2 separate regions of the Mus musculus genome follow, and region 2 is linked to region 1. The links are chromatin loops, found by intact Hi-C in ENCODE. Cell type or tissue: left cerebral cortex. All regions are shown on one strand. Links, peaks and the distances in the headings refer to the core of each region. The heading gives the core; the rest is flanking DNA. Region 1 overlaps Urb1 (URB1 ribosome biogenesis 1 homolog (S. cerevisiae)). Region 2 overlaps Paxbp1 (PAX3 and PAX7 binding protein 1).

The links. A loop is a pair of places that touch in the nucleus more often than their neighbours do. Peaks named below come from ENCODE experiments on the same cell type or tissue, not always from the same donor. Only the 100,000 strongest peaks of a DNase experiment are listed, where the experiment ranks them.
Region 2: a loop joins it to region 1, with 2.0 times the contacts of the local background. A loop is called at or near these places in 5 of 42 quality-filtered maps.

What each region holds. Positions count from the first base shown.
Region 1 is chr16:90,796,202-90,806,394 of GRCm38, reverse strand. Urb1 (URB1 ribosome biogenesis 1 homolog (S. cerevisiae)) reads left to right here. Exons shown (of 39, transcript NM_029497.1): 2 at 858-997; 3 at 1,796-1,947; 4 at 2,936-3,068; 5 at 6,279-6,375; 6 at 8,417-8,502; 7 at 9,903-10,037. Among named protein-coding and RNA genes, the nearest start is that of Urb1, 9.1 kb to the left of the region's middle. In left cerebral cortex, for the core only: a CTCF peak has its summit at 4,252 (motif pointing right); DNase peaks (open chromatin) are centred at 4,268, 4,982, 5,487 and 6,330; H3K27ac peaks cover 375 bases.
Region 2 is chr16:91,032,493-91,042,685 of GRCm38, reverse strand. Paxbp1 (PAX3 and PAX7 binding protein 1) reads left to right here. Exons shown (of 18, transcript NM_026110.2): 2 at 5-133; 3 at 5,268-5,444; 4 at 5,997-6,218; 5 at 6,664-6,767; 6 at 7,669-7,886; 7 at 8,399-8,588. Among named protein-coding and RNA genes, the nearest start is that of Paxbp1, 6.8 kb to the left of the region's middle. In left cerebral cortex, for the core only: no CTCF peak of the experiment used is centred there; a DNase peak (open chromatin) is centred at 4,057.

The DNA of each region.
Region 1 (10,193 bases), core at 583-8,582:
TGTATGCAGTACCAGCATCAGCCCCTTTAGACTTTATGTAAGCCCGGTTAGGTGGCCCCTTGCTCTTGCTCATGTTGTAGATAAGGTATCAGAACTCAGCATTCAGTGACCTGCCCACCACCATGGAGCTAATAGGCAGTTACTCTAGGATGTAGGTCCAGGTGTTTGCCACACACTTCTGTTTTTAATTGGTGTGTTCTTACCTGCTGTGTTCATAGTGCCCGGCCTTGCTCCTTACTCCTCATACCTGACCAGATGGCGCAGACTGGCTCGAGTCAGCCACATAGAGCTGCTGTCCAAGAAGAAAGATATAGTTGACTCTGTACAATTTATGGCTCTCACCTGCAGAATCAAGTCGTCTTCTAGGGCTAGAGCCAGAATTTCAGCATGAGTTTGCCCACAACCAGCTTCTTTCTTATACTGGCTTCATTTGAATGCTTTTATAATGTACACATGGGTTCATCTGCCAGGGGCCACTGTAACTAAAGACTGCACACCAGATGCTAAACAGCATTTATGTTCTTGCAGATCTGGGTAGAAAGAACCCAATGTAATGTGCATGAAGGCTACTCCTGAGCTGCACACAGTTGCCTTTCACTGTGTCCTCATAAGACCTCACCTCTTCCAAGATCTCTCTGGTGTCCCTTATTATTAGGACATCAACCTGATGACCTCACTCATCCTTAATTGTCTCTTAGAAGTCCTGTCTTCAGATAGCCTTGTAGGAGTTGCCGCCTTAGTTCAGTGGGTTCTTTGCCTCTTTGGGTGGGAGTCACTGAACAAGGAAGTATGGTGTAGTGGTGGCTGTGATGGTTTCTGAGGAGACTGTCCTGTTGATCTCTTAACTCCTATTTCAGCTTTGGAAGCCTTCGTCTCTGCTGCCAAGAAGCTACCGCAGGAAGACATGTGTGATGTTGTCGAGGGCTACATCAAGATTTCCATGGAATGTGCAGAGATTTTCCAGCTCCTGAGTGGGGAGAAGCGGCCCGAGAGTGAAGTAGGTTGTTTCTTACTTGCATGATGAGGAGAAGTCTGTGTTGTGTAGCAGTGAGCTTGGCAAAGTGTGATATATCCATGTCTTGGTCATTACCAGCTTCCTTTAGAAAGTGACCTCTTATTCCAATGCTTTGCTTCTGTGGCCTTTGTGGAAAACAGCAACTTCTCTCTAATAGTTTATAATAATGTCATAAGCCAAGATTACAGTTTTTAAAAAGTGTTTATTCATTTATTTTTATGTGTATGAGTATTTTGCATGTATGTATGTATGTATGCATGCATGCATGTATGTATGTGCACCACACACATGCTTATTGCCACAGAGGCTAGAAGAAGGCATTGAGTTCCCTGGGACTTGGGTACAGACAGTTGTGAACTGCTGAGTGGGTGCTGGGAACTGAACTCAGGTTTTCTGCAAGAGCAGCCAGGTCTTTCAACTGCTGAGCCATCTTTCCAGCCCCAGGATTATGGGTTCTTATAGTGCACTAGGTTTGCTTAGGGAAATGCTGTGTGTTAGAGACTCAGAACACATATGGAACTGGACTCTAGTTGTAAGGCTGTGGAACTGAATGTCTTCAGAGAACTGAATTTCATCCTCAATAAAGTTTTGTCCTTTGCTTTTGTCTTGTGAAGCTAAGCAGCCTCTTGTATGTGTGTAGTTCAGAGCCTGGGTAAGGCTGGTGAACTCTTGCCTGCTTCCCTCTTGTTATTTTGGCTCAGGATCTGGGAAGGGCTAATGTCGTAACCCCAGCTAAGGCGAGAGTGAAATGATTGGCACTGTTCAATTCTGCCTTTGCAGATGCTGTTAATATTTCAAGCTTTCGAGGCCATATTACTGAGGACAGCCAGTGATCTTACGCATTTCCACGTGGTGGGTGCCAACATTGTGAAGAAGCTGCTGTACAACCACATGAAGCTCCTCTGTGAGTCCCTGTATGCGTCTGGTTACAGGTGAGCTGTGTGTCGGTGGCCAGGGACCAGCCGCTAGGTTGGCTGTTACTGAACTTGTTCAGACCCTGACTCAGCCCATTCTTAATCAGTGACCTGCAGGGACCACTGCCGACTTCTCACACCAAGCGTCCCTTCTGCTCTAGGCTGCTCTCTTCACTGTCCTGGGACTCAACCATGCCTTACATAGCCTGTTCTGCCTAGATGGTTCATTTCTAAGTAACCATGGTCTATGTATTCCTCAATACTTTGCAGAGGAAAGGCCTGTATGGTCTTCACCGACCATCTTAGGCCAGTAACAGTCCCACTGTCCTTTTTTGTCTCCGTGTCCCACTTTAGTTTTCTGCATGCAGACAAATACCTGTGCATTTGACACAATGGTCTACATCTATTGACTGTCTTCTTCCCTAAGTGTGTGCAGAGGATCATAGCATCGTATTCTCCAGGGTCTAGAACAACACCTGGCATGGAACCACCAAGTCTGGCAAGCTCAGAGAAGAAGGCTGCCTAGAGGGCACTTTTGGAGACACCTCTTTAAAGTTGTCCTTTATGTCCCCAAAACACAGTGACTGGGATGTGGCTGCTCGGACACTGATGGTCACTTGACGATAAAACGTTTGTCTTTAGTAATGGGTATGATAGCTTACACTTTAATCCCAGAATTCAAGAGACAGATGCAAGCAGATATCTGTGAGTTCAGGGCCAGCCCAGTCTCTACAGAGTGAGTTCCATTTTAGCCAGAGCTACTACATACATAGTGAATCTCTGTCTTAAATAATAATAATTTTTTTCATTTTTGTATTATAATCTTTCCTTGGCTTTTTTTAGTTCCTTATAACGTTTTGGTCATGCTTTTAAAAAATGAAAGAGAAGAGCATTGAGGCTTTGTCCTCTTCCCTGGTTTTGGGTAGAAAATCCTACAGCAGGTATGCTCTGGGTCCCTCCTAGTGCTGCTCCTATTCCTGACACGTGCTTTCCTGTCCCTGTGCAGGATGGCTCGAGCCTGCCTGGACCTGATGACTGCCATGGTGACCCAGGGTCCTGAAGCTGCCAGAGATGTGTGCAGCTCTTTGGATTTGAATAAAAAAGCCTTGTTTGCCTTGGTGACCAAGAGGGATTCAAAGGTGAGAGCTCCAGTGTCATGGTTGTCCGTAGTTCCCTTCCCTTTGGGAGACTTTGGTGGTGGTTTCTCTCCCTCCCTTCCCTTGGTCCTCACACAGCTGCAGAAGGCCACGTCTTTGAGTAGGGCAGCAGCCTTTCCCTCACCCCCTCACCCCAAGTCTGGCTTTGATGGTCCAGTGGCTCAGCAGAACCTGAACCACTGGGACATCTGAGAAGATCTGGGCCTACCCAAAGGGGATGAGGTTGTCTTGGTGGCTTTGTTCTCTGCCTAGGAGGATAGATTTAAGCTCTCCTCTGAGTGAATAGGAGAGCCCCTCTCTGCCTCACAGCTGTGAGTTTATATAGCGTCCCAGTCTCCTTGCCATTGTGTCCCCTTTAGAGAAATCCTTTGCAACGCTAAACCAGAGCAGGCTCCTGAAGCTGTGGGGACTGACCTTTGCCCCCCCCCCCCCCCCCAGTGTCGTCTCCACCGGGTAGAAGCTGAGCGTACCAGCAAGGGTGGAGAAGGACTGCTTGGATGTCAGGAGCATGTATGAGTTCACTGGTATAGCTCTAGAGCTGACACTGGGCATGGCAGGGCTCTGGAGAAGAAAACCCACCACAGATGTCTAAGCTCCCAGCGTAGGGGCCAGCTGCAGGTCTTGGTAGCACCTGTTCTCGCTTGCCAGATTGGCTCCTAATGGTGCTCAGTGCTGTGCACAGCCAAGGCCTGAGTGTTTTCCCCCTGAGAATAGAGCACAGTGAACACATACTATGCCCTGGCTGAGGTGGACGACTGTGTTGCTGTGCATGTCCTCTGTTAAAAACAGACAATATGCTAGTTCCTTGTCCTAGTATGCCTGGCAATTAGATTTCTTAACTGCTAGAAAGTAGTCTGATGGGTTCATAATAATGCTGAAACTTTTATGGTTTCGAGTCTAGCCTGGTGTTAAGGGTTTATAGAATTTTAAATAAGGCCGTGTCTGAGGGAAGAAAGTCCAGGTCTCAGTGTCCCTTAGACTTTATTAACATGTCAACATATTCCCATCAGTGGGTAAGGCTTTGGACATGAAATGCACTTATAATGAAAAGAGTGATCCAAGCTGAATGAGTAAGGTGTATTCAGGCCACCCAGATAGCCAGGACAATGTGGAAAGCCCAGCTAGGGCTCTTCCTCCCATACCCTGGCTACAGCAGCTGCTCAGCCAGGCTCCAGGGGGCACTGTTTTATCCCTGAACTCTGCAAAGTGGAAGGCTCTGTCCCATTGCAAGTGCTTGTACTTGCCTTGTGTGATCTGCATAAGCTCCTTTAGGTATATTGTGGTCAGTGACAGCCAGACATTAAGCTTTTTCAAAAGCCAGAGGCGTTAAAAATAGAGCAGCACACGGAACCTCGAGTTCCAGCTTTAGCCAGTGTCAGCCACCTTCACCCACTTTACAGTCCACCTTTCCAGTTGACTTTTATAGCAAATCTCAAAAGAGAATAATATTTCAGTATAAATATTTCAGCATGCACTCTTAGCAGAATAATGTCTTTAAAAACAAAACCACAATGGTATTATGGGACGGTCACCATTAATAATTTCTCACCATGAACAGCCAGTTTGGTCTTTGGATCTTCCAGTCTCAAAAACATTTTTATACTTTTTGGTTCAAATCTGGGTCTAAACAAGGACCATATTTTTGTTGTATTTGCCTAATAGGTTTGTCGGGTGTCTTTAAGTATCTCAAGCATTTGAGGCTCCCCATCCCAATACTCTGAAGTTGTTGGAGATGGAGAGTCCTTTCTGTTTTGTAAGGTATATTTTAATGTTTTTGAAGAAAGTAGATCATGTCTCTGTTTACTCAGCCAAAGAAAGCATTGTTAAAATCTTGTGCCAAAGAGCAGCTTTGCCAAATGTTTCAGCCTATTTTAGAAAGTATTTTTCAGAACAAGTCTAGAGAAGTTCAGAACGTTTCCTTTCTGGGATGATGTCCCTGTGAGGTCGTAGGGTGGGAACGAGGAGTCGGCACAGGCTGTCTTCAGTGGGAGTGGGATGCCTTTGAAGGGTAGGCTGGAAGCCTGTGGCAGTGCCTAGCCTAAGGAGGGTGGGTGCCTTGGCTCTGAGATTGGTCAGTCTAGTCTCTGCAGTATAGGACTTGAGATTGGAGGTTGGTTGTGATCTAGGATGGGAACTAGTATATGGTAGCCATTTTTTTTTCATTTAGAAATTCTTTATTGGAAGATCTTACAGGAAGATTTTGTCAAGTTTATTCTTGTACTCATACTCTAGAAAAATCTAAAGTGACAGAACTGGGCACTAGGGATTCCGGGCCCAGACTGCCTCTGCAGTCTTGACTTGAGAGAAGAAGAAGGTTGGTGGTGATGGTGGTGGTGATAATGAGTCTTTTTCCAACTCATTTGTAAAGTGTGAGTGCTCCCATGGGCTGTTGAGAGCTGAAGGAGGTGTCAGGGATTCAGTTTGTCATTGAGCCTGGCATGCATGAAGCAGGTGCTCATTACACACCGCCATTGTCCTCACGCGTTCACAGTGACTGCTGCCACCTCTTCTATTAACTCCTGAGCGGGCCAGGGTGATCTGGACGGCAGGGATGCTGAGTCCTTGGTCTTGCCAGGTGTTCAAGAACATACTTTCTCTCATATTAACTTGATTCTTGCAATGCATTCCAATTGTTGGAGTAACTGGGAATTGGAAAGGTTTTCTGTCTGAGTGGTGGAGGCTCTAAATACATGTTCCCGTGCTGGAGCAGCTGAGGCGACCTGTGCCTTCACTCCCTTGTGCTGAGACATGAATATACCTTAACATTGGGAGGGAAAGCTGATGAGATGGCCCATGGCTTCTCCACAAGTGTTGGGTGCTTGTTATGGCTTTTGTGCCTGCCTCCCTGGGTCATAGCAATGCCTGTGAGCTGTATCCCAGATGCCCGTGTGTTCGTAACATGAAGCATCATCTGTCCTTTGCTTTTCAGTGTTAATAACTGATTTACAATTTCTAATAACCAGATCTCACCACATTGGCCTCTCATCAGAAGCAGCACCATGTCTCCATTATCTCTGGCTTTCCTAAAACACAAATAATTGTTTTCATTAGCAAGCAAAGGGGATTGATCCCAGCAGGCAAAGGATGTTTGTCCCTATCCTAGAGTGAACTAAAGAAACTTAGGCGTACGTGCCTTCTGTGTTCTTCTCTGTAATGGCAGCATGTGACATGTGAGTCTCCTTTGTCCTACAGGGAGTGCATGACGTCCGGCTGGCCTACATCCAGTTTGCCCTTTCCTTCCTAATTGCGGGTGATGACAACACCATTGGACAAGTCCTGGAGATAAAAGGTGGGAGTGCCCTGTCCCTTGGGGACGTGTGAGGTTCAGGGAACCTACCGCAAGGGTTTCTTCCAAAAGAGGCTGCAGCCTCTGTAGCTGCAGTGCGTGCTACAGTGCTCGGACGATGCCTTTGAGCAGTTGTGTGTTGACAGCACTGGTTGGTGTTCCCTTGAGGCCATCTGGGATGCCAGCACAACCTTGAGACGCAAACAGGAGGCTTCATGGCTTTTGTTCCAAAGGACACGCAGATTCATAGCTCCGATTTTTCTTAGTATTTATATTTTTTAACATTTTTACTTATTTATTTTTTATGTGTCTGTTGTTTCCCCTGTGTGTATGTTTATAGACTACATGCTTGTGGCCCCTGCAGAGGACAGAGGCGGGCATCACATCTCCTGGGACTGCAGTTAGAAACAGTTTTGATCTATTAATGTAGGTTCTGGGAATCAAACCTGGGTTCTCTGGAAGAGCAGCTATTGCTCTTAACCACTGAGCCGTCTCTCCAGACCCAGTAATTGCAATAATTAAAAAAAAAAAAAAAGTATAAGGGTTTGGGATATAGCTCAGTTGTATAGCGCCTACTTAACATATACAAGGAGTTTGATTTCTGCACCATAATAACTAACATAGACAGATAAATTGATTGCTATTATGGCTGTACTCCATGTTATTAGAATATTACAGAATGTAAGGGAGCTTCACTTTGACCACCTCTGGTGACTGCCTCCTTGGAGCAAGGCTTGCCAGTTATTAGGAACATTAGTGTTTTATTAAGAGCTTCAGAAAGATAGTAATGACTGTCCTGTGGTAGCATATAGCAGTCGCTCAGAGTTCCAGAATCTTACCCTTATGTCCTAGAAGAGCACTGGGCTAAGTCCTTGGGAGAGTCCCCATGTGCTATAGCCTAAGTGGTTGGTGACCAACCCTTCTGCCTCAGCCAGGGCAGGGGAACTGAGCTTCGTGCTACGGGTGAGGGTCTGAGTAAAAGTGAGACTGTCTGTGGTCAGCCTGGGCCGTGTGGTGGCTCTGTTGCTGTTGGTCAGAGCGTGAGGGGAGGAGAGAGATTGCATTTGCTTAAGGTCTACATTAGTGACTTTTCTTTTTGCTGTAACAAAGTACCTGACAAGCAACTGAAGGATGGAGAGGTTTATCTGGGCTTGTGTTAGTTTAGGGAACAGTCTTTCATGGCAGGGAAGGCATGATGGCAAGAGTGTGAAGTAGCTGGTGACATTGAAGCCATGGTCAGGAAGCAGAGAGACGAATGTAAACATTACCATCCCATGGGCCTCAATGATAGTGAGAAAGCAGGCTGAGTGCCAGCATCCATCGCTCTCCAGCTAACCGTTAGCAGGGGATGGGGTGAGCAGACGGAGCACTAGGTGTCCCCATACCCACTGAGGTCAGTGTTGCAGGGACGGGGGTGAGTAGAGAAAAGCAGCAGGACCATCAGGCAGAGCAGCTGGACCCGGCAGAACCAAGCCAACTCGGATGGCACCGTGTTTGCTGCTGAGTAGAGGATTATGGTTAACTTGAAATTTGTGCTTTGACTTTAAAAACAAAAAAAAAAGAATGAGTTCTCTTTGTAGGATTGTGTGTGTTCTTTAGGCTTGTGTGTAGCCAGTGAGACAGATTGTTGGGTCTGCAGCTGTCTTGTAGGTAGAGAGAAGGGCAAACAGACTACCCCCTCTGCGCTGTGAAGCAGCTCAGAGCCCAGGACATCCCAAGCACCCCTGAGCTCATTAGGTGGAAAAGATTTCCAGGGTTGCTACCATGCTCGGTTACCCCCCCCCACCCCACCCCCACCCCCCACCAAATAGCACCAGGTGACTGTTACTTCATGCAAGGAAACGCTAAATGGGGCTGGGCAACTACCACCCTTCCTGAAAGTTCTGTGATTGTTTTACCTTGAGATGTCCTTGAGTCCCTGTGCCACGGAACCAGTTTACTGTTGAAACTGTGAACCTGGCACAGAAATCAGGTGTGGCATTATTTGCTCTACATTTCAAAGTTCCATGCGTTTATTTAATTCTTTGCAACATTCATTTTTCAGAATTTATCCCCTGCATCTTTAGCTCAGGTATAAAGGAGGATAAGATTTCTACCATCAACATTTTATTGTCCACACTGAAAACAAAGGTACGTGTTTGCTGTCTTGTGTGTCTTGTTGTCTTTGAGGATGAGTAAAGGCCTGTCCTCACTCCCCGGCCCCCAGGGGGCTTCAGAGCTGAACTTACAGTGAGGTAGTTTGGACAAGAGCTACTTAGGCTTAAACTTGGCATTGGTGGGGAGTTAGTTTGGGGCTGGAAGGTTAAAGAAGAGCGGGAACTCAAGCAGCCTGGCCGCTTTGCGACTATAAGGGAAAAGCTGTCATATGACCTCAGCTGCAGCAGTTTGGACTGTAAATTGCAAATGATACTTTCTTTACAAACCTGCCCAAGTGTTCATTTGAGTCATGTTGCATATTCTGCCTTTTTTAGATATCTTAAGAAACATTTAAAACTTGGTAAAAGGATCACGAATTGTATATAGATACCTTCAGTGATCAGTGAACAAACTGACCCCCTGAAATGAAAAGTTAGAATCCAGTGCTTTACAAAAGACTAAGAAGCACGGATGGCACATCAGGTAGTGTTTACATCAGGGATTCTCCTCACTCAGGGTGACTGACCCATTCTCCGCTAGGGGAGACCACTTGAAGGTGTCTGGAGATAGTTCTGATTGTCACGGTGGCATGGTACCAACAGTCCCTTATGGATAAGACCAGTGACGTTACAACACATCCTGCGGGGCAGTTCCCAGAGTAGAGGCTGGGAAACCCTTCACCTAAAGTAATCTGAGCTCACCACATGGTACTCAGTGCTAGCAAAGATGAAACAGAAGTGAGCGCTTTCCGAGAGAGCGTGCTGAGCGGGACGCATGAAGTGTCAGTCTTATGTATGCTTACATGCTATTCCATTGCATTATATACTTGAACCACCCATCTGGAATACAATTTCCTGAAGCACAGTAACAGGGGTTTGGGGTAGCCCTGGGTGGTGCTGAGATCTTGATGTGGGTCCTGTATGTAAGAACTCTCGCCTGCTCCCTAGTCAGAAATGTGGTTAAAAAACAAAACAAAACAAACTATGTAGCCCTATGCTGGTCATGGCTTTGCAGGGAATAGCCTGAGTGTGGGAATACCTAATACAAACACCACAGGAACCGTGGTATCAGTTATGGTCCAGTCAGAGCACAGAAGGACACTTAGCTCTTCAAAATGACGCTCTGAGAAAAGCTAAATCATGTAAATAAAAGGAACATCCAAACCATAAATAAATATAACCAGTGTGCATTGTGGTAGGACGGAGGGGCTAAAAAAGAAACACACCAAAATGCTAAATGGATACTCTAAGATACTTGGGAATTTGGCAGATTCTCTATTTCTTTTTCTATTTTTCCTTTTCTTTGGTAAGTTATCTTTCCTCAGCACGCATACATTTCTCATATAGCATAGAAATGATTGACTTTCACTTTTCTTTCTCTTCTTCTGTATCCAGGTGATTCACAATAAAAACATCACGAAAACCCAGAAGGTGCGTTTCTTTACTGGGCAGTTTCTGAACCATATAGCTGCTCTCTACAACTGGAACGGGATCACAGATGTCACTCCAGAAAAGCCAGAAAGTGCTGCGGTGAGTCGCAGAGTCACAGTCAGGATAAGAAAACTTCTGAGCCCTATCTTAGACCTCTAAGGGAATATCATTTGATCTATTTTTTTCTGACTTATGGCTATATAGTTAAATTAATTCTTTGCAAGGTATAATACAGTTCCTGTAAGATTTTTATTC
Region 2 (10,193 bases), core at 641-8,640, 240 kb before region 1:
TAAGAAAATGAAGAAGTGTTCAAAGTAAAGAAATCAAGTTACAGCAAAAAGATAGTTAAATTGCTTAAGAAAGAATATAAAGAAGACCTTGAAAAATCAAAGATCAAGACAGAACTCAACACAGCAGCTGACAGTAAGTATCAGATAATTCTTTCAAGTGAGAGAAGATAGCAGTTCCTTCCCACAGGGCTTTGCAGTATATATTGTGAACTCTTTCTACTAACCAATGTCCACATTAAGTTTGCAATACTGTTCTATAATTTTTCTCACACATTAAAAAAAAAAGATGGATTGTTGCTTCTGAATTCTTGCTAATATAGAGACTGTTGTATGGAAAAGGAAGAGAGATTTCCTGTTTGAGCCATAAAGACAGATTATTCTATTTAAAATTTTTATACTGCTGTTTCACAGAGACAGACTTGAGTTCCTCTGGTAGTATTTCCATATTGAAAATAGCTCTTACAGAACGCGTAAGAAGTTGATGTTGGTAATACCAGTACTCAGCAGCCTTATTTGATACTAAGAGGCCAGGGACATTGTCCTCTCAAAACTCAAGTTTAAAACTTTCCCTCTACTTTTTCTGGAGGCAAACATTCTATCAATAAACCAGTCCCAAAGTTTAAAGTGTTTCAAGCAGTTACTTTACATGGTTGTTGTTTGCATTCATTATAACTGGTTACTCTCATACAGATGTTTCAGAGAGATCTTTATTCCAAAGGCTTAAAGAGAGTATTTCCCAGGTTCTCAGCTACAGGCATGGCTTGAATAAGAATACTGTTATATCTCAAGTTTACAGTGTAGCAATGGAGAGTGTTACATAAATATTCAACAGAAGTGTTAGCAGACAGTCTGGCCTGTAGGTCAAAGGTTAACTACACATTTTTAGAAAAAAGGGGACAGCTTTGTAGAAAAGTAGGATGTGAAGCTAGATCATAGATTGGAATTCCCAAAACAGGAGAAAGTGTGGGAATACCACCAAGGAGCAAGTACATTTGACTAGCTCTTTGTGAAGTGAGTAGTTCAGTGTTTGAATGTAAAAGACAAGTTGTTGACGGGTTGTGAATGAAATGCAGTAAGGGTTAGAGCTGGAGACAGGACATGGTAAATAGCCTTTGAAACTGTAACCTGCTGTTAACAGGTGTCCTGAGTTGCTACAAGCAGAGGTTGGAGTCCTAAAACAGTTGAAACTTAGTGGCCAACTTTGAACCTAGTGCCTTAGAAAGTTGATTAAGATTGACATTTTTCCTGGGAAATTGTGGGTGGGTTAAAAGTGATTGCTGTTGCCAGGCAGTGCTGCCAGAAGGCCTTTAACTCCAGCACTCAGGAGGCAGAGGCAGGTGGATCTCGTGAGTTTGAGGCCAACCTAGTCTAAAGAGCAAGTTCCAGGACAGCCAGGGCTACCCAGAGAAACACTTTCAGGAGGGGCGGTTTGCAGAAACTGGCTTTTTGAGAATCATTCCTAGGAAAAATTGATGCACTTCATGTATGCTGTTAGAAGCAGCAGCCAAATTGAAACTTTGTGCCAGGGTAAATGAGAACTGTGCATTGTTGTGGTCTAGGAGGGCGGGTGGGAGAAAGAGTGTTTTACAGAATGGAACTATTTCTGCATCTTGGGAACTGGTCCGCTCCCTGAGTTGTTGAGAACTGACTGTCTACAAGTTCCTCGAGGGGCACAGAGTGGAAATTAAGAAAGGCCTGGGTGTGTGAGGGTCAGACAGAAGTCAGTAGAAAGTTCTTAAGGCTATCTTTTGTGATTTTCCTGTCTCCTACTGTTGCTGGGTTCTATACTCATTGGGGAATTCAGTGTTCTCCCCAGAGGTAGAAACATCTGTTGGTAGGTACCATAGGTTGTCCTTCCTGTTCTTGAAACAGCAGTCCTGGAAGTACTGTTGGAACACATCGTCTAGATCTCTGTACTTGTAAGTCCTTAGGTAGGCAAAGATGAATTAACTTAAAAGCATCATTGATGAAACCCTGGCTTTGTGGTATTCCTAAACTAAACTGAAGGGCTCAGTGGAGCCTTGTCGAGGCAGGCCCTTATATATACCAGGCTGGCCTCCACCCACACAGGCTAGGGTAGCCTTGAGAGTAATCACCTCCTTACAGCTGTGGGCCTCCTGTGCTCCCGGGGATCAATACTCAAACATGTATCCATTTGAGGTGCAGAACTGAAAAAAACATATATACATACACACACATATAATAACTTTTAACTGAGAATGTACTGGGGTTGTTTACTTCTATATACCCATTAAGATGCCTATTTTTTTTTTTTACAAAAAAAAGGAAAACCCCTCAGCAAATTGCAAATGTTGACAACATAAAGAAACTAGAATATTTCTGCACTACTGGTGAGGAAGGTGAACAACAAATACTGTATGATTTGATAATAGTTGATATTTAGAACAGTCAAAATGAGTAACTAGGACAGTTGCTAAGAGGACCTGGGTAGGGCTGGCACTTCCGAAGGTCCCGAGTTCAAATCCCAGCAACCACATGGTGGCTCACAACCATCCGTAACGAAATCTGATGCCCTCTTCTGGAGTGTCTGATAACAGCTACAGTGTACTTACATATAATAAATAAATAAATCTTAAAAAAAAAAAAAAAGAGGACCTGGGTAGAGGTAGAGTTGAGTATGTGACTAGACCAGAAGACTCAGGACTGACACTTGTGACAGACATAGCTTGAAAAGAAAACCAAGGTCTTGAAGAGGGATTTGTGTGCTCATCTTCCCAGCACTCCCTGCAGCTAGCACACAGGTGAGCAGCTGGATAGGACGTGTGTGCACACGCAGTGCCCTAGTGAAGCTTGGGAAGGAAAGTCTGACAGCCTGCCTGTCATTGACTAGATCTGGGGACATCACACCTAAGCAACTGATTGTCAACAAATGCACAAACTGCTACTGCCTACCAGGTATAGATTTACCGCTTATGAAAGGATGTATGTGAGGAGCAATGGGAGTGAGTGGCTGATGGTCACACAGTGTATGGGTGTGTTTAACACTAAGTAGACACTCAGAAAAGAGAGAGAGAGAGAGAGAGAGAGAGAGAGAGAGAGAGTGTGTGTGTGTGTGTGTGTGTGTTTATGTCTGCGTGCACGCGTGCTGTAAGGGGAGGTCAGAGGACAGCCTGCAGGAGGCGCTTCCTGCCTTCCACTAGATGGGTAGTGGGCATGAAACTCAGGCCAGCAGGCTTGCAAGACACTTCTATCTGTTGAGCCATCTTCATATGCTATAGTTCAAGTTTATTTTATTTTACCACAGTAATAAACTGCAAGTAGTGACCCACGAGCTTTAAAATATCTATAGGCTCATTCACCCTTTGAGTGCATTAGATCTGTTTTCAGTCTGAGAGGCCACCGGACTTGGAGGAGGGAATAGGTAGAGTGGGGCTGGCAAGTTGGTTCAGTAATTAAAAAGTTGCCAAGCCTGACTACCTTAGTTCAGCTCCCAGAAATCCACCACCCGAAGGAGAGAATTGATTCCTGAAGGTTGTCATTTGACTTCTACACGTATGCTGTGGGACCATGTGATCATCAAACATATAAAAAATAAATATGAAAATAATCTTTCAAATAAAAAGGTACTTTAAAAAAAAACAGCTCTTGCTCTTTTCTTGCTGCCTTGCTCTTCCCTCCCCGCTTCTCTCCCCCCGCTTCCCTTCCCCTCTCTCTCCACACGCTCATGGCTCATGGCCTCTCTAGTTCACTCCTTCTCCCCCCCCCTTCTTTCTGCCTCTGCAACTCTCTTAACTCCCCTCCCCATGCCCTGAATAAACTCTATTCTATACTAAAAAATAACATAAAATAAAAAGGTGCTTTACCTAGTCATGGGACTAAACTAATTTGTAAAGCCTTAGGCTTCACATGCACTTAACAGGGAAGTTGGTAACTAGCAAGGTAAGGCTGCACTTTAAAGAACAACAGCCTGACAAATCAGAAAGAGGATGGTCTGAGATTTCCTAGCCCAGGACTGCTATGTGTAGGAAGGGCACTGCCTGAGGAGGAGGACACGCTAACAGCGTGGGACGGTGATCCACTGAGGAAACAGATGGTCTTTCCTTTTAGAAGGAAGTTTTGCTCTTCTCTTTAAGTTGTACTCATTGCACCCAGGAAAAGCATTATCAAGGTCAGTGGGTCAAGGTCAAAGCAAGTAATAGCAGAGATTAAGTTAATTGGAAGTGTTACAGACCTAGAACAGTTTATTACAAAGATACACACTCATAGTGGGAATGTATTCTTAAGTCAGCCTTCAACTCAGACTGGAACTGATATTGAGAACTCTGTCTACATGTTAGAATGTGGCCATTCCAGGGCTTCCTCCCAGTCAATAGTCCTAGTGTTCTATAATCTATAATGTGTCTCTGTCTCACTCTGGGCTCACAGATCTATCAGGTTTGTTGTGCTTTGTGGTACATACTTAAATGTTGAGTTGTGACAGGGTCAGGCTCATACAGTGTAGATGCAATTGTTGGGGTCTCTTCATCCTGATGATAGATGAAAAGTCGTATTGGTACAGTCATTCAACCACCAAATATTTAGCTCTCAACAGAAGACTGTCATAAATGGGTGTAGTGTTTAGTCCAGGGCAGGTGTAAAGTAGATGAGTTAAAAGCGTGTGAGCAGCAATGCAGAGGTGGCTCACCAGTTGAGAGCACTTTCTATTCTTAGAGAGGATCTGAGTTCAGTTTCTAGCACTTGCATGGGTGACTTAAAACAGCCTGTAACTTCAGCTCCAGGGGAGCTGCACACATGTGCACACATCCACATGCAGTCCTGCACACCTGCACACATGTGCACACATCCACATGCAGTCCTGCACACCTGTACACATGTGCACACCTACACACATGTGCACACATCCACATGAAGTCCTGCACACCTGCACACATGTGCACACATCCACATGCAGTCCTGCACACCTGTACACATGTGCACACATCCACATGCAGTCCTGCACACCTGCACACATGTGCACACATCCACATGCAGTCCTGCACACCTGCACAGGATTACCTAGTGAGATTTTGATACATTTACTAAATTTTTTACAAAGTTAACCAAAATGTCATTTTATCCCTGTTTTCTCTGTATTACCCTTACCTAGTCCTATCTTCTGTGCTATTTCATATTCATGGTTGAGGTTTTTAAGTACTAGAAATGAAGTCAGTTTTAGTGGACTGAGTTCAAGATTTAATAAGCAGTGCCTTGATAGTTTGTGACTTTCTACTTTAAGTATATTTTAATTGATCTTTTCAAAACTGCAGGTGACCAGCCTCTGGACAAAACGTGTCATGCTAAGGACACAAACCCAGAAGATGGAGTTGTCATCAGCGAGCACGGTGAGGATGAAATGGACATGGAGAGCGAGAAGGAGGAGGAGAAGCCCAAGGCCGGGGGCGCCTTCTCCAATGCTCTGTCTTCCCTGAACGTGCTCCGCCCAGGTGAGTGCTTACAGGATGATGGCCTGGATCCTGGCCCTTAGGGCATTGCAACAGAGTGATGCTTGTAATGAGGACGTCTTTGTAAGGCATGTTGTTTCTATATTTGCAAATGTAGAAAATACAAGGACCAAAAGTTTAGTTTTCCAAAGTTTCTTATTACTTAGAAAATACTTTAAGAATGTTCTGTGTACGGTGTATCTGTATGGGTATGTTCATGTAAGTGCAAGTTCCTGAGGAGCCTGAAGAGTATGTTGGTTTCCCTGGAGCTAGAGCTACAGGTGGATGGGAGCCACCTGATGTGGGTGACAGGACCAGAACTGAGTGTCTCGGAAAAGATGTCTCTGCTGGGCAGGGGAAATCGTGACGCAGTTCATCGACAGCTCATCAGTTGGATTGCATGTAGAGTTTAGGAAGAGGCACCAGGAGCCAAGGTTAAGTACCATGCTGACAAGACCATCTTGGATTATTTATTGTATTCTTGCTGTTTTTAAGAAAGTGCTGTTCACACCCCAGGTACGTGTGTTTTTTATCATTCTGATCATTTGTTTCTAGGAGAAATCCCAGATGCAGCTTTCATACATGCTGCAAGAAAGAAGCGACAACTGGCCCGGGAGCTGGGCGACTTCACGCCTCACGACAGTGAGCCTGGCAAAGGCCGCCTCGTCCGCGAGGACGAGAATGATGCCAGCGACGATGAGGACGATGATGAGAAGCGCCGGATCGTTTTTTCTGTGAAGGAAAAGTCACAAAGACAAAAGATCGCTGAGGAGATAGGTAACTTGCTGGACTTGACAGCAAGCGCACTGCGCTGCATTAGACAGACGACCCCACACTGGAACAGCTATGTGTTAACTGTTCTCGCCAGAGTACGAGGATGTTCCACGGCTCTCTGTCTTCAGCAGTTCTGGGTTGCGAGTAGTAAGGGCTTTCTGTACATAGATTTATGTTACTCTCTGTTCCTAAGTCATACAGACTGTGCTTCCCTTTGTAGAGTTGATGTCAAGCTTAAAAGAGCTTAAGAAACCAAAGATTGTAAGTGAAACGTTGAATACTATTCATTACAGAAGGGTGCCATCATTAAAACAGGCCAAGTCAGGAGGATCTACAACATCAAAGCAGACGTGTTAGCAAGATCAGGAGTTGTGCTCAGTTCTTGAGAACCGCTCAGGGCCACTTCCTTCCTGTTGTTGAATGTTGATTTCTTTTTTTCTGGCCTCAGGTATTGAGGGGAGTGACGATGACGCGTTAGTAACTGGAGAGCAAGACGAGGAGCTCAGCCGCTGGGAGCAGGAGCAGATTAGAAAAGGAATTAACATCCCTCAGGTAAGAAGACAGACTTCGGGAGGAAAACAGGTGGACAGGCTTTCGTTGTTGTTAGTGTGGAGTGGACCACAGTGACCAGCCTATGCCGCTCAGTCGGCTGTCACGGGTGAATTGGCATGTGGTTATGTAGTCATCAGGTCGGTAGGAGACACTATGTCAGAGTTTGCTTTTTATAGTCAGAATGGAGGACCATTGTCCAGTTTCTCCAACTGGTCCTTCAGCAGCAGCATCTGGAAGCCATGACAGAGCACAGTGGGGTCAGAACGTGGGGCTTGCCCAGCGCTCGCTTAGCAAGTTTCCTTGGTGATTCTGTCACATGCCGCAGCTTGAGAATTCTACCTTGAACCAAATGTTGTGTTTTTGTTGTTAATGTTTTAATTTTGAAGATGGGTTTCCAGGTATGCAAAAACTGAGATTGATAAAGAATATCTGGCAGGGTAGCTGCAGTGATGTGCTTTGCAGCAGCGCAGAGGAAGCTGCATAAAGTGAGCATTCTTGTAGTGTTGGGAGCAGACGGGGACCTTGGAGTAGCTGGAAGAGTCCTAATTGTAAACGAAGTCACTTATCCTCCTAAATGTTAGCTGGGTCATACATTTATTTCCTTTCTAAACTCGGAGAGACTTTTTCTGAAAACCATTAGAAATAAAATCAGTGATTTTTACCAGGACCTAGGAATTTATACAACCCTATGTTTATTTGATTTTGAAGAATATTGTAGTTACTATCTTAATTCCTGTGTGGGAAGTGGGTATAATTTTTGCTGTTGTTTGGTTTTTGTTCATAACAAGATTTATTTTTAAAATTTATTTATTTAAAAAATTTTTTTAATTTATTTATTTTTAAAATGTTTTAAATGTATTTATTTTTAAAATTAGTTTGCTCATACATCCATGTTTTTCAGGTTCAAGCAAGTCAGCCCAGTGAAGTGAATGTGTACTACCAGAACACCTACCAGACAATGCCTTACGGTGCATCCTATGGCATACCGTATAGTTACACAGCCTATGGATCATCAGATGCCAAGTCTCAAAAAACAGATAATACAGTCCCTTTCAAAACTCCCAGTAATGAGATGGCTCCCGTTACTATTGATTTGGTAAAGAGACAGCTTAAAGACAGGTAGGGCAGATCAACTTCTTAAAGACCTGTCTGCTAGCTTTCTGGTCCCTCAGGCACCCTGTAGTCTGGGGTGGCAGATGCAGCATGCCGGCAAAGAAGACTCACTGGCCCACCTTCAAAAGCCAAACAGAAGATGACTTCCTGCTTTGCTCTGCTACCTTCCTGGATTACTTCTGTGGAAGCCTCAAAGTTATTAAAATGCCGCTCCATGAGCTTGTGGAAGACAGTGCTGAGTTTCACCTCTCGGACTCTGAAAGTGTAGTCAAGAGATGGGGGGAGACCAAAGCAGGAGATTTTGGTTAGCCCACCAAATAAGTCTGTAAACTGCCTTCTTAAATTTATTTTTTATTTTATTTTACTTTTCTAAGAAAAGCAGCACAGCCAGAAAGATGCATTCCGAATATTTTCATGTTCTAGTAATGGAACTAAAATGCATTATAGTATTGCAAGAGTCCTGACAACATTGAGTTCTACATGTAAATGTGTTATATTTATCCTTTTGTGTTCTTAAGGTTGGACTCCATGAAAGAATTGCACAAAACCAATCAACAGCAGCATGAAAAACATCTGCAAAGCCGAGTGGACTCCACCAGGGCTATTGAGAGATTAGAAGGGTCTTCTGGGGGTATTGGTGAACGGTATAAATTTTTGCAAGAAATGCGAGGGTATGTCCAAGACTTGCTTGAGTGTTTCAGTGAAAAGGTAAGAATGCAAAAATAATAATCTCTTTGAATAAGGCAAAAATAGGGAGACCTAGGTGGCCGTTCATAGAGCATCTTGTCATCCTCAGAAAGCAGGGTCCTCGGCTTTTAGACGTGCTGAGGTCAGGTTTCAGTTTCTTTACATCATTAGTTGAGGCCAACACAGTGCTTCATCCAAACAAAATGAGACTGTCTCAGAGCGCACGTTTTCAGACTCTGAAAATCCTGTCTCAGTATCATGTTAGTTTACTGGCCTGTGATGAGTTGATAGATAAAAGGGATTTACCTAATAGTGTTTTGTTTTATGGTTCAGATCTAATTTCATTTTTATACTATTTTTCAGGAATTGTAAATATTTATAAATAGTGCCGTACATGACAAGTTTTTGCTAGCTAGTTCCACTTTTTATGGCGGTATTTCTGTTATCATCTAAGCCAATGATTGATTCATTTCAGAAGCCATTCATTGTCATGTTTTTATTCCTTGACCATTTCTCATTTCTGCATTCACTGCTTTAGTGTGACAGTTGACAAAATCTTTTGAATATATTTAAAAATTAGTTGCATATGCTGACTTCTCAAGTAACTTCCTGTTTGTTTGTTTTAAGATAATACTCCATATATGTCATGCACAGACACGTACAGTAATAATTTAAAATTTAAAAGGTGGGAGGAAGAGCGGCAAGATGGCTGAGCAGGTAAAGGTGCTTGCTGTTGAAGCACCGCCGTAAAGTGGAAGGAGGGAGTGGACCCTCCTTCCACCTAGGTGTCCTCTCACCTCCACACACAGGCTGTGGCACCAGCACCCCACACATCATGCTGGCATATACACGATCTTAAATAGAACTAAAGGAAAGAGTTGTCTAGCTTGATGGGCTGGCCTATAGCATTGGTGCACTTCACCTTAGTTTTACAAAATGTTAACATTATGGTTCTTAAATATTTTTTCTCAGAATCTTGGATAGGAAGGCACATTTTTCTTTATCATTAACTAGGCTTTTTTGTTTGGTAGACTCTATATAAAGTTTGGCTGGATGTTCGCTTAAATACAGTAAAGCTAAAGGTTAACAAATGTGCAATTAGACTTGTCTTTCTGATGGGTCTTAGTTGAGTTGTGTGTGGTCAGATTTGGGATGGTACATTCATCATAGCCTCTCTAGCACTTAGCATGGTTTGAAATATTATCTGTCCCGATACACCTGCAGCTGTGGTATTCCTGTGGCAGGTCAGTTGCTTGGGGCCAGGGAGGAACCTGAGCTTAGCTGTTTGCACAAGATTGGAAGTAGGACCTACATGGCAGAGGCAGCCAGAATAAGGTCCCTTCCTGAGGCAGTGCTGTATGTTTGGAAATGGTCTCTTTTACCTGCTTCTTTAGGTGTTTTGGCTTTTGCTTTATAGAACTTACAAATGTAAGCACTCAGATTGCAAATATTGTGCGAAAATATATAAATTTAGATTATACTGTCCCTGGATTAAGAAGAGTTAGGACACAGTGTCTGTTGGTGATTCATTAGTGTGCTTCCTCTTCTGTATACCGTGTTCCTGGAGAAGTCTACTTCAGGTAGCCTAGTTGGCCGTAGAGTCACTTAGATATTTTTGTAGCAGAT